2 separate regions of the Homo sapiens genome follow, and region 1 is linked to region 2. A link is a contact called in ENCODE Hi-C or POLR2A ChIA-PET data. All regions are on one chromosome and are shown on one strand. Each heading gives the region's core, a stretch centred on a gene start or an enhancer-like site at or near the end of the contact. The rest is flanking DNA. Distances are from core to core; before and after follow the strand shown.

What was found. A loop is a pair of places that touch in the nucleus more often than their neighbours do. ChIA-PET counts read pairs that join two places held with the same protein, here RNA polymerase II (POLR2A). Pooled maps may share reads with other maps.
Region 1: a map of mammary epithelial cell shows a loop between it and region 2 (3-fold over the local background). The contact joins two enhancer-like sites. A Hi-C loop is called at or near these places in 7 of 168 maps with a recorded cell type or tissue (CD14-positive monocyte, CD4-positive, alpha-beta T cell, CD8-positive, alpha-beta T cell and 3 more), 2 of 37 single-sample maps with no recorded cell type and 6 of 50 pooled maps. POLR2A ChIA-PET finds 5 or more read pairs at or near these places in 8 of 52 experiments (CD4-positive, alpha-beta T cell, CD4-positive, alpha-beta memory T cell, HEK293 and 5 more).

The regions. Positions count from the first base shown.
Region 1 is chr6:111,951,504-111,954,563 of GRCh38, reverse strand. No RefSeq gene overlaps it. Among named protein-coding and RNA genes, the nearest start is that of LINC02527, 44 kb to the right of the region's middle. Within about 2 kb of position 1,648, at least 4 of the 41 ENCODE cell types and tissues checked have a DNase peak (open chromatin) inside an H3K27ac peak, as active enhancers do.
Region 2 is chr6:111,995,563-111,998,629 of GRCh38, reverse strand. No RefSeq gene overlaps it. Among named protein-coding and RNA genes, the nearest start is that of CCN6, 57 kb to the left of the region's middle. Within about 2 kb of position 1,354, at least 5 of the 41 ENCODE cell types and tissues checked have a DNase peak (open chromatin) inside an H3K27ac peak, as active enhancers do.

The sequences.
Region 1 (3,060 bases), core at 399-2,898, 44 kb after region 2:
AGTTGATGTTGGCTACTCAGCTATTACCACCTAGTGACCTCATTTGTCTCTATGTGGACTTATCACTGAAGCTTCTTGGATTTTCTCACAGAAGTGTGAGTTCCAAGAAGAGAGAAATAAAAGTTGCCAGTCTTCTCAAAGGACAGGCCTGGAATTGTCACTTCTATTGTGTTGAACAGTACCAGGGCTAGCCAGAATTCCAAAATAGACTTCTCTCATTCAGGGAGAGTGACAAAGAATTTTTGGCCATCTTTAACCCCTACACCGGCCCTTTGAACTGCATAACCAACCTGTAGCCCATTTGATTCTTTAGAAACGGTGGTGTGCTGGTACTATTTTAACAACTGCCTGGAGGGAAGCAGGGAATGGGAATTGATTTATAGTATTTGCCAATTTCCATGGAGTACATTCTCTCATCATGGCTGATTTGAGGCTACCAACATGACATCACTGAACACAGAACCGGGAAGAAAGGCACCCAATCTGTTCTTTCAAGTCAGTACAAGCTTGCTCCAGAAACAATGCTGATCCATTGAGAAGGAAACTTCTGCACGGTGTCCAGGCAATAAATGTTTATTGAGGACCTACTATGTACTGGGCATTAGGAACACAGAAGTGGCCAAAACAGATCCAAAAGTCCTGCACTCAAGAGGCTTGATCCTAATAAGGGAGTCAGATAATAGGTAACAAAGTACACACCATAATGATATGTGCTATTAAGAAAAAATAAAACAGGGCAGAGTAGAGAGGGATGAAGGATACTCTTTGAAGATAGGGTAATCAGAGAAGGCCTTTCTGAAAAGAAGACATTTAAGTAGGATAGCAACCGATAGTCAGTTGAAGCTAACTAGATGCTAACTCCCTTAAAGCACTTGCTGTGTGCCAGGCACTCCTTTTATCAGATTACACCTATTAATTCATGAAATAAATTTCATAAGAAAATTTCCTAAATTTCCAAAACATGCTAGGGTTAAAGCCAGACTGAGCACATGACACATTTAACTCAATAAAAAATAATAATGTTACAGCCATCCAAACATATGTCTAGGTTCAGAAAAAAAAAAAGTTGAAAGGGGCAGGAAATTTGGAAAGGCAATGCAGAAAGACAAAAGCAGACCTTCCCACATTCTCGGGAAGTATGTGATTTGGACTCTCATCCAAGCTCATCCTCTGGCAGAGAAACCAGTTATGAAAGGACAACCTAAAAAGAGAGTGAGGAAGTGAACTTACACATGTGTGATTCAGCAGTTTCAGGGAGAGTTTACAAACTGTCTTTAAATATGATGTTCACTATTTGGCCAACAAGGATGGAGACCTTACAGAGCCATGCCCAAGAAACCCGCCTTAAACATGTGATGTGTTTTATGATCCAGGCACTTTCACATTTATCCTCAACAGCCACCCTGTGAAGCAGCTAGGGCAAGAAATAGCCTCTTTTCACAGATGAGGAATCTTGGACTCAGTCAACGAGAGAGTCAGGCTCTAAATCAAATTAATTCAATAAATATGTCTTCAGTGCCTGCAATGGACCAGGCATGATGCAGAAGCTGGGGGTGAAACTGTTCTTCCCCATCATTTATCCACTGCCCTGGGAACATGGGGAATGTGGTGCCACACCCTCACGGGCTCCCCTACACATGGACAGGAGTAGCACACCCTGAGTGATTCATTTTTCAGGCAGAGGAGGATGCCAGGGAGAGGTAGGGCCCTTCCCTTGTGTAGTAGTGGATGTTGAACCTCACACACTTCTGCCTTAGCCCCCTCCCTCAGCAAGAGCAGAGACAAGCCACTCCCAACATTTCACTTGCCCCATCTGTAAAACAACTTCAAAACTAATTTCCCTTATAACTAAAAATCTTTCTAAAATGCTATACCAAAAACAACGATTTCATAATCACCATTTCTGGGATCCTGAGAGACCTCCCCCTAAATACCTGCTGTTGTTGCTCTCAATCAAATGTGTCAGAGCTGGAGCAGGAAAGAAGAGCCGCTCCCTGGCAGAGCCCCTGGGGCTGATGAAAGCTTTGACTCAGTGGGTCAGAGGGATGCATCCCCAGGGAAAGCATCTAAGAGCACTGAGTTGAACCAGGTGTCAGAACTCCCGTTCAGCCTTTTAAATGATTAAGGGGAGGCTGTGATCAGCAGAGTGAAGGGCTGCTGAAAGATCAAAGGCACCAGAGAGCAAGAGACAACCCAAGTCGGCCGTGAATAAGAAATTGTTTTCTTCCTTAAGGAGCAAAACATGCTAGGGTTAAAGCCAGACTGAGCACGTTCAGGCTACAGCAGATACAGCAGGAAATATTTATGTGTATGTGGAGCTGGTAGAGGGGTGGAAGAAAAAATTAGTCTATATAGTCCATAAACATTAATCTCCTCTGGAACTGTGAAGAAAATGATTGGAATTAGGGTCTCTATTTTTTAAAAGAACTGATGTTAGAGGAGGTAAATGTTGAAAGACTCTAAGTAGATGAACAGAAGCAAAAAAATAAAAATCCCAAATATTTTATTCTCTGGTCTAGCCATCAAAGAATGTATCCTTTATCTTAAAAGATGGTTATCTAGTTGCTTTAAAGCCTGGGGAAAGATCTGAAAATGGCAAAATGCCTAATATATAGACTCTCTTGGGAAAAGAGGAGGGGAGATAAGAGGTTTTCCTATCAATGGAATACCAAGATTGACTTTCAGCTAGGAATCCAGCCAATTTATTACTTCTTTCCCATTGTGAAGAAATACTATAAACGGACACAATAAGCTCCAAAGAAACTGGCTGGAGGAAAAGAAAAAAAAAATCAAAACCCAAGTGTAGAAAGACAGGCAAGTAGGATCAATTTGCTGGGTTCTATCCAAGTCCACCTAATTATTGCAGGAGGCTTGGCTGGCAGCTTGACATCAGGCAGGCGGTCCTCAGGTTCCCGGGCCCGGCCGGCAACTTCCTACCTGCACTGGGTGGGTAACAGGGCAGCGCATCAACCTCCTACAAGTGCTCGGGTTTTCTGTTTCTGTGCCCCAGGGAGAGCCCTCCCAAAACCTAAGTACATTCTACTTTTTAGAATTGCTCCT
Region 2 (3,067 bases), core at 105-2,604:
CTGCTAGTTTGGTCAAGAAGAGAATCTTTGTGGGGACAATGGTTGTTGCTAAAAGAAACTAGGACAAGTCTAATAGAAATTGTATAAAGGGTATTCACATGTAATATACTTCTTGCTTCTGATGTGTACATTTTCATAACTCTGAAAATGTCTCTGTAAGTTTGTGTATTGATAGGGCACGTGGATTAGGCCCTGAGAGTTAAGGCCCTTTAAGCAAATGCTTGGGTCCTTGATCTAATACTACTGGGAGGAGGAAGCACAGGTGAAATTGAGAAAGCCCCAAGCACCATTATGTGCTCATAGCTTAAAACACAACAGCAAAACATGGAGCATTTCTATGTTGAAGCTTGGTTAAAAGGCAACGGCAGGCCAAACCCAGTTATTACAGCAAATATGTACTGCAAATCTATCTGCCTTCAATTGGTTGAAGTTACAGGAAAATATATTCCCTCATTCCCTAACCCCCCAAACCCCTTGCAAAACACATCCCACAAATTCCCATCCCCAACAGCAAAGTCATGGGCCATGAACTGCGATGTTAGCCTTTCTCTAAAGAATCTGCTCCTGGCTCCTGACAGAGTTTGGAAGTCATCCTCTGGCCCCATTCTTCGCTGGGAATGAGCGCCATCAGCCTGTGCACACACTTGGCCTGCACATCACCCTGGAGACTCAGAACCTGGCTTCAGAAGAGTGGGAGGGGCAGAAGACGGAAGCAGAAAGCAGGGGCGAGGGCAAGAACCCCCTGGAGCTGATTGCTGCTCTGTGAACGCACCAAGGTCAGGGGAAGGAAATCTTCAATAGTCGACAGCCTCAGGTAGAAATGGAGAGCTGGCCACCTCTAGGGAGCGGCTGTCAGTGAAGAAGGGTGAGCGGGAACCCCTGACCTCCTCACAGCGCCCGGAGACATTGCTCTTCTCTCCTACTCTCCTGTCCGCTATTTCAACCACACACACACACACACACACACACCCTGCAGTAAAAGAGTTGATGCTTTCCTATGGGAACTCTCTGGTTGAAATCCTAAAGGCAAGTGAAAGGGCTTTTTAAAACCAATCCCAATGATCCGTTTGAGGGAAAAGAAATAAGGCAATGTTTGGAATAGCATCTCCAGCACTGATGGGAGTAAGTGGTACCAATGAAGTGAAATCCTCAGCTGTCAGTCCTGGGCTTCTCTACCAGGGGAAACAATGAGAAATGTTTTTTGTTACCTCGCCTTTGTTCGTTGGAAATTTGATCAGAATTCCCATGTCTGCTATTTTCCTTCTGTACGCTTAACCAAATGCAAAGTCTCAGGCTCACGCTAGAGGTCGCTGTTGATCACATCCGAACCTCACCTCCCAACGCAGGCAGGAGAGGCAGGCTCACCGCCGCACGTCTTCACTGCAGTGGGAACAGCCTGCAGGCTTTGGTGGCAGGAAGATCAGTTTGGCCACACCCGGTTCAGGTACAGCGCATCGGCCTGCGAGGACGTTGCTTTTTATTTCACAGACAAAAGTATAAAACGAGGATAAAGCAGATAATTAAAGGTGCTTCAAATTAATTTGAATTTTTTTAAGTACTGCATAATTTATGACGTTTCAACACTTCCCTTCCCCTCCCTGTCTGACCCCCCAACCATATCACTTCTTCCCCCACTTCCATTAAGCAGTTTGAGGAGTGTACAATATGAAGGACTTGAATAAAAGCCCAGGCTTAAATATGGACCATACCTGCAGTTAGCCGCTATCACTGACACCACTGGGCTTGTATCCTTCCCAGCTGGTTCTACGCCCAGAATATAAAACAGCTAAGAAATAAAATGACAAGACAACAGGGCCGATAACATTGTAAGCAATTACAGCCTCTCTTGATGCTGAGAATCCTAAAGACGCCACCCAAAAAGCAGTATTCTAATCGAAGGCCATTATTAATGAACCAGATCTCTGCTTGGCTGACTCCTATTCTTCCTCTCCTAATTATATTCATCTGCTCCTTCTTTGGTCCTAACTTTGGAAATTGCTTTCAGCACAGACCAATCCCAAAGGCGAGCTGGAAGCCAGAGCTGAAATAAAAGTCGGCGGTATTATCATTTTGAGGCAAGTCACGAAGTATTTATTGTTTGCTGCATTTCCACTTCTGCCCTTGACTCTAGACCCAAAGTAGAATTGCAGTGGTGATGCAGTGACATCATACACGCAGACACCGGTGCAAAGCAGTGTCTCATTCAACATTAAGATTGTGGCACTGACGGCAAGGCTTAGAAAAATTCCCAAAAGATAGGGTCCAGAGCACTGGTGTCAACTAAAAAAGGTTTATTGGTAAAGAGTGTGGCTTTGACAACCCCCGACATGGGAAGAGAGCAGAGGCTGCAACAGCCTAGCAGGGGCCAGGATGCAGCCACGACCGTGGCTTCTGTGAGGAGGCTTATTACATGAAAGCAGCCGAGAACTTATTACGAGAGGCAGCCTACACTTGGGTCCCAGGCGGAGGTGCTGTCACTGAGTAGGATGAGAGGAAAGGAACCTCTAACAGTGTTATAGCAGGAGGGACATGGCATAGGTGTAGTTTAGAGGGAAGGAATCTGACTGTACATATTTATTTATTTATTTATTTAGAAGGAGTCTCTCTCTCTTGCCCAGGGTGGAGGGCAGTGGTGCGATCTCAGCTCACTGCAACCTTTGCCTCCCAGGTGCAAACTTTGCCTCCCAGATTCAACCTGGGAGGTACAACCTCAGCCTCCCAAGTAGCTGGGATTACAGGCACCCACCACCGTGCCTGGCCTAACTTTTGTATTTTTAATAGAGGGGTGTTTCACCATGTTGCCCAGGCTGGTCTTGAATTGCCGACCTCAGGTGATCCACCTGCCCCAGCCTCCCAAAGTGCTGGGATTACCGGCGTGACCCACTGTGCCCAGCCCACCTTTTTAATATTGTGGTAAAATATACTGCTATGTTCTGAATGTTTGTGCTTCCCCCAGATTCATATGTTGAAACCTGATCCTCCAATGTGATGGCATTAATTTGGGGAGGTGACTCAGTCATGAGGGCAGAGCCTTCATGAATGGGATTAGTGCCCATATAAAAGAAGC